Linked DNA regions of Homo sapiens: region 1 is linked to region 2. The links are chromatin loops, found by intact Hi-C in ENCODE. Cell type or tissue: heart left ventricle. All regions are shown on one strand. Links, peaks and the distances in the headings refer to the core of each region. The heading gives the core; the rest is flanking DNA.

Region 1 (5,503 bases), core at 301-5,300, 54 kb after region 2:
AATCTACCTCCTGGCTCCATCAATCTCACTTTCTCAATGCCTCTAAAATCCATCTACATCTCATGTTCTTTGCAGCCACCACCATATAGTTCGCAGTACCACCATCACTCTCTTGGACCACTACAGGGCCCCTCACATTGTTCCCTGTCATCTACTCTGGCCCCCTTTCAGTTGATTCCCAATACCACAGTCACAGTGAGCTTTACAAAAGAGCTCCTATCAGGTCACCTCCCCACCTTCCCACTTAAAACCCTTCCATGATTTCCTATCACTCTTGGAATTGTGAATAGCATCTTTAATGTGGCTCTGCGTGTCTAGTCTAGCCTCTGTCTATCTCCCTACCTTCGTTCTGCATAATGTTTCTTTGTTCCAATCACATCAGCCTCATTTCAGACCCTTGAGTATGCCAAGAACTTTCCTGCTACAAGTCCTTTTAATGAAATAATCTCTTGCATGAACAGCTAGATGGTGTCTCTTCATCTGGATAACTTCTATCCAATCTTCAGGACTCTGCTTTTCCTGATTCCTGTCCATGTCAGGATCCTTTGCTATACAGTCTCATAGGTCCATATTTCTGTCTTTGAAAGGCTACATTAATGATGTGATTGTTACATTTTTTATGTTTTCTCACATATCCCCACACTCTAATATTCATATTAAGTAAGATCATATCTATTGTTATTTACCATCATATCCCCAGAGCCTGGCACCTAGTAAGTGCTAAAGAATATATTTTGAATGGATAGATGAATGAACAAATCCTTGAGAAACTACCCAGGGCCATTTCCTTTAATACAGGACTATAAGAATGATACACTTTCTCTTTGAAGAGTGTCTTAGTCCACTTGGGCTGCTATAACAAAATATCATAGACTGGGTGACTTTAAAACAATAGATGTTTGTTTCTCATTGTTCTGGAGGCTGGGAAATCTTAGTTTAAGGTGCTAGCAGACGTGGTACCTGGTTCACTGATGGTTATATTCTCGTTGTGTCATCACATGGTAGAAGGGGCAAGTGAACTCTCTGGGGTCTCTTTTTTGAAATCAGTAATCCCATTCATAAAGGCTCCATCTCTCATGACCTAATCACCTCCTAAAATTCCCAGCTCCAAATATCACCACATTTGGAATTAAATTTCAACATATGAATTTGGGGTAGGGGGACACAAACATTCAATCCATAGCAAAAAGTTTTTCAATATGTTTCTCACTCAAATTAGTCTAGATATCTTTTAAGATAAGGTAAAAACAAAAACAAAAAACCTTTAGGTCTTACCCACTAGAACATTACTGTGGTATCAACAAAGTTTGATTCTTATATTCAAAAGTATTATTAACCTGAGGGGGAGTGAAGGGCAGCCTAGGCTTCAACTTGAACAGAAATTTATTTTAAAAAGCATGAGGGAAGCAGTGTAAACAAAAAGGAAGTCAATAATTAGAGACTTTGGTTAGAGGTAGACCTTTTAGTTGTAATTTTAAGGGCTTCTGTGTAGGGAAGACAATAGCAGAGAAGAGATTTTAAAATTTTCAGTCCTAACCGGAGGTTGGAAGTACAATATGTTGTGTACAGCATTTTCCAATACCAAAGACAATAAACTAAGCAGGTTATATAGTGAAAATATGTGAATTTAGGAAGATTTAAATATGTTAATATATGACAAATTTATAATTGGCTGACAAAAATAAACACATTATAACTATAACTTTTGTTACAGTATTTTACTCTATAAAGAACACATATGTCTCTTACTCAGAGCCAAATTCTTTTACAGTCTTGATATGGTATGTAAGCACAGCATCAAAAACAAAAAGCACCAAAGAAAAGATTAATAGCGTTGATGCTCTAAAAATGTCAAACTTCTGCAAGTCACACCCAAATGCACACAAGTGAAACAACAGAAATATTATTAGCAAGGAAAAGAAAACTACACACTGATCAAAAATTGGCAACACATAAAACATGAAGAGTCAGTGTCTCAAATATAAAATAACCTTTTAACAATCTATTGAAAAAGACAAACATCCTAAAGGAGTAGTCACCAGATCATACAAGCATATGTTTCAACAAGAAAGAAATATAAGTGGTAAAAGAAAAAAAATGTGTAACCTCACTAATAATTTTTAGCCTGCAAAATAAAACAACGCAATATTAATTGTTGAAGCCTCATACTGAAAAACACTCAAAAAAATAAAAATACCCAATGTTGGCAAAAATGTTGAGAAAACGGGATTCTCAAGTACTTTAGGCAGTAATAGAAATAAATTGATTTAATAATTTTGGTGGACAATCTGACAATAGAGGTCAGATGGCCATCTTCACATTGTGTACTTGCATGGTGTAAATGGCAAGTGAACTCTTTGGGGTCACTTTTATAAGATAAGGTAAGTCAAATCTAAATACGTATAACACTTTACCTAGAAATTTAATCTGAGGAAATAATTGGAAAAGTATAGAGTATTAAGAATAAGGATGCTAATTTCAGCAATGTTATAATAGCAAAAATTCTAAAACAACCTGAAGTTACAATGATAAATTGGCTAAATAAATAATTATGATAAATATATTCTTTTTTTTTTTTTTTTTTTATTGAGACAGGGTCTCACTCTCTTACCCAGGCTGGGGCTCGAGTGCAGTGGCACAGTCATAGCTCAACTGCAGCCTTGACCTCCCAGGCTCAAGTGATCCTCCCATGTCAGCCTCCTGAGTAATTAGGACTATGATTTTGTAGAGACAGGGTCTTGCACTTTCTTGCTATTACAAGTGTGAGCCACTGCTCCTGGCCATGATAAATATATTCTATGTAAAACACTGCAACTATAACTATTTTTGTGATACTTTACATATAGTGACATGAAAAATGTCTTTCATTTATTTGATAGAATGCATTTTACAAAATGGCATTTTCCAAATATCTATCTATATTTCTCTATAAATATGCATATTATAAAATGGCATTTTCCAAACATCTTTCTATATCTATGTATCTATAAATGTTTACATATGCATCAAGGAGTCTCGAAATCTCAAGAAAATTTATCAAAAGGTTAACAGTGGATATTTCTGGTTAATGAGGTTATAAGTCATTTTCCACTTTTATTTATTTCTATATTTAAGGTTTGTTTTGACAAGCATTATTACTCTTATAACTTAGAAAAGGGGAGTGTAATATATACTCAGTTAATAGTTTTTAAAAGTGTGAAGATAAGTCATGCTTGTTCCTATAGCAAGCTATATTTTGTTACTTCAGTTGTTTATTTTTGCCAAGGCAGAAAATTTCCATGCTTTGGAGTGGACTTTCTCTTCCAAGAATAGTATGATAACTCTACCATGCCATCTAGTGTTCAGCACTTGGGATGTCTTGAGAAAGGTTTGCAACCGAAAAGATTAAGTACCATTCCAATTCACAATTCCATACGCAATTTGAGCAAAACAAATACATCTTTTTTAAAAGGTCACAGAGATTCATTATAAGTGTATATCTAGATCAAAGCCCAGGTTGCAAACTCTAACAGCAACTATGTCCTTTCAGTTCAGTAGTAATTGAAGAAATCACAAAAATATCCAAAGCCTAAGTGATTAGATACTAATTTAAACTGATAAGTGGGAAGGGGAAATCTCTGCCCACATCCTCATCATACACAACACCCACACAGACACACACCCACACACCTCTACTACTACCGTCACCGTCATCACCTACAAAAGTTGAGAATCAACCAATTTTTTAAAAAAGATTACAAAACCAAAGATTCCATTTGAAGACATATCCAGAGCCTACTTTTGCTGAAGGGTTGAAAAACACAAAAGGTAGACAGCAGATTTATTTCCTCCTGTCTTATCTTCACAGTTTGGTACACAAACAAAGTTGATGTTTTGTTGATAGCTTGGTTCTAGGTTCATCTGGGAATAACTTAATCAGTACAACTAAAGTAGAGTCATAAATCAGTCATACAAAAATATTTATTTATACCAATATACCAGGCTTTTTTAGGTGTTAGGAAACTACTTGAGGTGTCAGGAAAAAGATAGTTTAAAAAGATAAAATCTCTGCTGTCAGGAATCTTATAGAGTAATGTTAATTTTATAAACTTAAGAAAACTTTTCCAATTTGAAACCATGTATTAAGTTCCCTACAAATGTTCCTACCATGTGAGTGGTAATTTGATTTCTGTGATTTTATCCTAAATAAATAACACAAGCAACTTATTTCAGCAATATATTATAGTTGTAAATTGTAAACAACCTAAATGACCAACATTAGAAGGTTGATTAAGAAATGAAAAAATATTCAAGAAATGGAATAATATGTAGTTATCTAAAATGATTTATCAAAGATGTTGAATAGATTTTACAAATATCCATAATCTCAAATGAAAGAAGAATAAGATGATGATATGCAAAAGATCAGCAATTCTTCTGCAGACAAGGTAATAATGAATGATTCAACCTGGCAGAATTTCAGTGACTGTCATCAACACTGGGCATGGCAAAGTCCCAAGGCAAGGATAGATAGTGGAGCTATTCATGATTCACAAGATTCTCTAAAGCAAGTCACTAATGCTGTGACAGACACATAGACAAACAAGTTCCTTCATACTCTTTAGGGTGAAAGTTGGTACAGACTAAGTGTAACTGCACCTTATCAAACCTTCATCACTCAGAATGAGGCAGAACTAGATAAGTTTGAAGAATGTGACAGTACTTCATGTTAATAGCTGCCTGGAAACCAAATACTGGGGCAACAATACACCTCCCTCCCAATACCATTTTTCTGAATATTTTGATATACTGGGCTACTGGTATGGTTTGGCTCTGTGTCCCCACCCAAATCTCACCTTGAATTGTACTAATCCCAATAGGTCAAGGTGGGACCAGGTGGAGGTAATTGAATCATAGGAGCAGTTTCTCCCATGCTGTTCTGGTGATAATGAGTGATTCTCATGAGATACGATAGTTTTATAAACCTATGGTATTTCCCCTGTTTGCACTCTTTCTTTCTCCTGCTGTCCTGTGAAGAGGTGCCTTCTGCCATGATTGTAAATTTTCTGAGGCTCCCCCTAGCTATGCAGAACGGTGAGTCAATTAAACCTCTTTTCTTTGTAAACTACCGAGTCTTGGGTATTTCTTCACAGCAGCATGAGAACGAACCAATCCAGTGGCCAAGAAAATCTTGTTTCCTATCCTATAAAATGGAATAATTGTGATAACTGCCTAGCCATATGCAGAAGACTGAAACTAAACCCCTTCCTTATACCATATCTAAAAATTGACTTAAGATGGATTAGAGACTTAAATGTAAAACAGAAAACTATAAAAACCCTGGAAGATAACAGAGGAAATACTATCCTGGACATAGGCCTTGGCAAAGATTTCATGATGAAGAAATCAAAAGCAACTGCAACAAAAACAAAAATTGGCAAATTGGAACCAATTAAACTGAAGAGCTTCTTCACAGCAAAAGAAACTATCAACAGAGTAAACAGACAACCTACAAAATGGGAGA
Region 2 (5,239 bases), core at 240-5,239:
GTGAGGTGTACTCGGGAGGCTGAGGCAGGAGAATGGCGTGAACGCGGGAGGCGGAGCTTGCAGTGAGCCGGAGATCGCACCACTCCACTCCAGCCTGGGCGACAGAGCGAGACTCCGCCTCAAAAAAAAAAAAAAAAAAAAAAAAAATTACAGGTGAGGTGATGGAATATCTACTTGTCAAATCCTTATCTGAACATTTTTAAACAATTTTTATTTTAAAAGTATCTTGTTTCATATTAAATATTGTATCCCAGAAATCCTTTAATAAATTATTTCCTTTCTTGGCCAAAATAAGGTATCTAGCCAAGGACAATTTAGTACTGTCTCTTTAAGTGCCAAGAAGAGTACATAATTCTAATGTTTACTCTCCCCATATATTATACCTGTCAAAACTTTTTAAACTCTAATGAGTCAGCTTGCTGAAAATAAACTCCACACTTCTATTTGAAAGTATGAAACTAAACGCTGAGTGGGAAAAAGTTTACCCTCACTCCCAGTGTAAATCAGCACAGAGAGGAAGTAGAAAAGTACTCCAGCTATTTGCTATAGACACAAATATGCACTGACGGCTACTGCGCATGATCCACTCATGATGAATGTTCCTACCCCTAACATGAAAATGTTGGGAAAGGGAGGGGAAGAGAGAAGGACAGAAGAAGGATGATGTGTGCATACCCAAGATTAGCCATTTCCTCCCAGTACATACAAACAACAACAACAACAACAAAACACCTCCTTTCATTCTTAGAGATTTCTTGCCTCTTTGAGAGCAAATCCTGAATGACAGTGGACTCTGGGAAGGAGGGCTTTTCTCCTGTCCCCTCCATATCCTGGTGAAATCTCCTCCCTGCTGCAAAGCGGTGCTGTTACTGTTCGAGGGGCATAGCCCAGACACAGAAATCTGAAATTTCAAAAATGCGATAAAGCCCTAGCCCGGCAGCCCTGGGAGGCGAGCAGCTGCCGGGTGACCGCTGATGAAGTGGCTTCTTAAGGAGGTGGGCAGATTGATTCCAGCTGCTGAGCGCAGGGCAGGGCAGCCGCTCGGAATGCACAGCCCGGCTGAGACAAGACTCAGCAGCAGCTTCCCAGGCAAGGGCAAGGCCAAATATTAGGTCTGTTTGCAGTCCTGAGAAAAGGAAGGAAAATGCCACTGTTCCATCCAACAGGGACTTTCAAGGCAAGATGGGCCCAAAGGTGCCATGTACACAGTGTTAATTCGTAAGTGGAATGTCACTATGTCACTCAGGAAATCTGAAAGCTGTCTTCTGAGATGGCTGTTCAGAAGGTCCCACAATTCCTTAAGAGGAGTCCTTTCTGCCTGATTCCTGTTTTTCTCCCCACTCTGGCTCCCAGCTCCTGGTCTTCTTCTAATAACTCTGAACCGCTGCTCAGCCTCCCTGGCTCCCCATCCCATATAATCAATACACAAGAGGGACTCCAGAGGCAGACACGGAGGAGGTGCAGTGGGCCAGTGGCAGACACTAAGCGCCCTGGAGCTGACCTGGATGGGGACAGTGGAAAGGACATGCTCTTCAGAAGAGCTTGCCTCAAAAGTGAGAGAGCTAAACGGAGAGAGGGGGACTAGTTTAGGAGTCCCCTGAGGGCCCCAAACTCAGACAGCAAATGATCTAAGAAGAGGGAAAGATTAAGAGAGGTAGGCGGGCATGAAGGCACTCCTAATGGAATATTCAATATCCTGAGAAATGCATTTTCGGCCCTGCACTTCCAGGGACTAAAAGCCAGTAATGGCTTTGGAGTCTGCACTTCCTCTCCCTAATGTCCAGAGGCGCTTTAATGCTGCAGCCAATCGATCAGCCTTCTCCGGTGAAGGCGACGAGTGGAGTGCAAAAGCTTCCTACTTGTGGCCAAAATCCACCCAGCCTCCTCTGCACACCCCAAAGGAGTGACATACAACTTTGAACTGGCAGGATTTGTCTCTTAAAGTGCCGGAGAGGAGGAAAGGAAGGAGCCCAGAGGCGTCCGGAGAAACAGCCTACCCTCACCCCTCCGCCTTCTTCATCCCAACTTTTCCAGGGAGGGACTCAGGGGAAAACAAAAAGGGAGGGCGCACTATCCACCTTGGGACAGGGCTGACGAGCAGCCTCAAATCTGCTTCAGGTGCAAGGTCACTGAGCGGACTCCAAACCTAGAGCAGCCTTAGGTGTTGAACTTCTGGAAGAGGCACAATCAGAGCAAAGAAACGTCCAGAAGGTGGGGTTTCTTTGCAATGTCTTGCTGACATCACAGCTGCCTTGAAAGTGACCCTGTGAATAAACCTCTCCCCTCCTCGCCCCCACGCTCCAGGCTGGATCCCTGCCCTAGAGACAAGCCCCTGTCCCGCCTCTCCCTGTCCCCGCATCCGCCAGCAGAGCTCGGGTTCTGGGCAAGTTCAGTCCCTAAGTTGAGCCCAACCCTGTCCAGCCTCCAGTCGCCCCTCCCTAGGAGGCTCGGACAGCCCCACTGAGCATGTCCAGTGGCCTGAGTCCGGGGGGTCGCCGCTGGGAAGCTCTCCAGGCCCCTGGATGGGCAGGGTTGGGTCCCTGCGTGGACGCTCCCAGCGGGGCGCACGAAGGACAGCCGCGCGACTGCAGCCATGTGTGGAGGGCACAAGTTAGCCCGCGCGAGTAAACTTTCCGCGGTCCTCCTCCCCACCCCCACGCCACAGGGGCGCGTCTCCCCGTGCAGCTCGCCTTTCCCAGCCCGGCGGAGACAAGCACAGCACGTGATGGGCAGAAATAAAAATAAACACTTCCCATTCCCGGGCCGCGGGGCCACCCCCACTCCGCGCGCCGCAGCGAGCAGGGGGCGCCCTGGGCCGACCCGCCCCCGCCGCCGCGGCCAGAGCCCCCAGCCTCTGCGCCGCGGGCCGGGACGAGCGCCCGGGCCCACGGCCTCCGCGCCTACCTTTCGGACTTGGTGAACTTCCGGAATGCCTGTCGGAGGTCGTGGAAGGACCTGTACGTCTGCGGCTCGGCCGAGATGCCCTGCGCCCGGGTGGTCCGGGGGCCGATGTGGGTCGAGGGCACTGGGAGCACCGACTGGCATTTGTGGAGTTTCCTCTTCAGCTCCTGAATTTCTTCCTCCTTCTCTGACAGCCGCTTCTCCAGCTCTTTGATCCTCTCCTCCTTGAGCATGAGAATCTTGGCAAAGTCTTCCTCTAGCTCGCTCATTTTTTCACTGAGCCCCTCCGCGAAACTTTTTCTCGGGCGGCGGCGGCGGCGGCGGCGGCGGCGGCGGCTGGGACGGCAGCCGGCAGCGGAGAGCGCGGGTGAGCGAGTGAATGGGCGCTAAGTACTCGAGCGCGGCGGAGTGCGCCCCTAATGCGGCGCGGGGAGCCTCCTGCTTCGATCCGCTTCTGCTGAATGGACTAAAAGCACCGAGGGGAGGATGAGAAGTCTAAAAGCGATGGAGAGGAGAGGCAGAGTGCTAATCTCCAGCCTCTCTGGGGAGTAGGTGATTATCTTTCATTGAGAAACCAATTAGAGCTGCCCTTCCTCCCCTGAGACCCCCTCCCTCGTCCCCCTCTCCTAGTCACTCCGTGAGAATACGCGCGCGCCACCCCACCGACAGCCGAGTTGCTAGCAGAGGGTTGGATCAGAGAGCCTGGTCCCACTCCATCACACAAAACTCACTCTTCCACGCTGTATGGTACCAAGGGAAGGGGGTGGGGTGGGGGGGGGGAGATTTATGCCACTTGATCCTTGAAATAGCAACAATTACCATGTGATCTGGCGGATGACGCAGCGCTTGTAACTGGATCCTAAAGAGTGTGAGTGTGTGTGTATGTGTGTGACATTTCGTAAATATTAAACTGCCTTTAGACAGTAACCTGCACAAATTCATCTTGGTCTTTGACTTTTACTTCTTTTCTATTTTTGATGCCTGGATGGATTCAGAAAGGAAGGCGTGTGTGTGTGTGTGTGTGCGTGTGTGTGTGTTAGTTACTTTGAAGTCTCATGGTTCTGACCCTAGTAAGAATGACAGGGCAATACCAGTTCCAAGGTTTTTCAGCGTAAAGCCTTACTGGACAGAGTGAACTAAAATTGTTGGTGGGGAAGTTGGATGAACATAGGGTAATGAGCCAAATGATTACGGAAAAGAGAAAGGCCATGTGTTAACTGTAAACTTTTTGTGTCTGGCTTTTTTTCCATCTACTACCCTTCAGTCTTGTATACAGAGCATCCAAATTATATCACAATCTCTTCCTCAATGGCTCAGAAGTGGTGGCCACCAGTGCTAAGCTGGGTCACACTACCAGTTCCAGTTTGGGGGAGAAATTGCATCTTTAATTATCTGTGTTTAGGTCTTACCTGTGCATCCACCATCTACCCTATGCTAAAAGGATTATTCTGCACAGTAGAATAATCGCGTATTCACGGATTCTTACAATTTCCTTTTTTATATCTATCACAGAGAGCATTTACATAACATAAGTCACTATTTGAGAGTTTGATTTGATAGGGAATGAGAAGTATTTCTTCTGATAATAGTCAACACATTGGTAATTTTTTTAAGGAAAAAAATAGTTGCAACTAAGATACCAGGAGATTCTTTCCTAAATTGTAACTTTTCTTAAAAAAGAAAAATCAATGTATAATTACTGGCTACTTACAAAAAAAAAATTATTCTACCTTTTCTGAAACAACTAAATAAAGGAAAAACAGGTGTATATTTTATTCTGGAGATTTATTATTTACTATTCTACTTATCTGATTATTGTACATTAAAAATGTTTTAAACCACATCTGAATTTCTTAATTGCACCAGATGCTAAAGTCTGGCTATGTCTACTGATGTTTGAGAAAGGGTTCTTAGTGTTGTTGACAGTTGCTATTCTGTTGCTTCTGTCTATGAACTTAATCTGCTATTATCATTTTACACACACTAAAATAATTGACATTTAAAAATAATACATTAGAAAAAACCTTTGATCACATTCAAAAATCTAGGCATAGCTTTAACTTTATTTACAGAAGAAAAAAATAGTTTTAAAATGACTCTTAAAAGGTTTTTTCCAAGTCTTACACTATCTTAAATGAAGATATTCAAATGTTTCTTCTGCTTATTAAAAAATAAACCTTTAAACTTAGATTTCACGCATGCACCTCAAAACCCAAAATTCATCCCCATCTTCCAAAATAAAACTATTTTTGAATAGGTCAGTTTTAATTTAAATAATGTTGATTGCTAGTGACGTTAAATCTTGTCCATTGGCTTAAGAAGTATTTAATTTAGACCA

What was found. Hi-C counts contacts between places; a loop is a spot of excess contacts. Peaks named below come from ENCODE experiments on the same cell type or tissue, not always from the same donor. Only the 100,000 strongest peaks of a DNase experiment are listed, where the experiment ranks them.
Region 1: a loop joins it to region 2, with 2.1 times the contacts of the local background. A loop is called at or near these places in 6 of 110 quality-filtered maps.

The regions. Positions count from the first base shown.
Region 1 is chr10:50,935,558-50,941,060 of GRCh38, reverse strand. No RefSeq gene overlaps it. Among named protein-coding and RNA genes, the nearest start is that of A1CF, 53 kb to the right of the region's middle. In heart left ventricle, for the core only: a CTCF peak has its summit at 3,325 (motif pointing left); no DNase peak of the experiment used is centred there.
Region 2 is chr10:50,989,310-50,994,548 of GRCh38, reverse strand. It overlaps a transcript of PRKG1 not described here. Among named protein-coding and RNA genes, the nearest start is that of PRKG1, 83 kb to the left of the region's middle. RefSeq lists an enhancer at 2,086-2,586. In heart left ventricle, for the core only: no CTCF peak of the experiment used is centred there; DNase peaks (open chromatin) are centred at 1,028, 2,528 and 3,568; H3K4me3 peaks cover 5,000 bases; H3K27ac peaks cover 4,560 bases.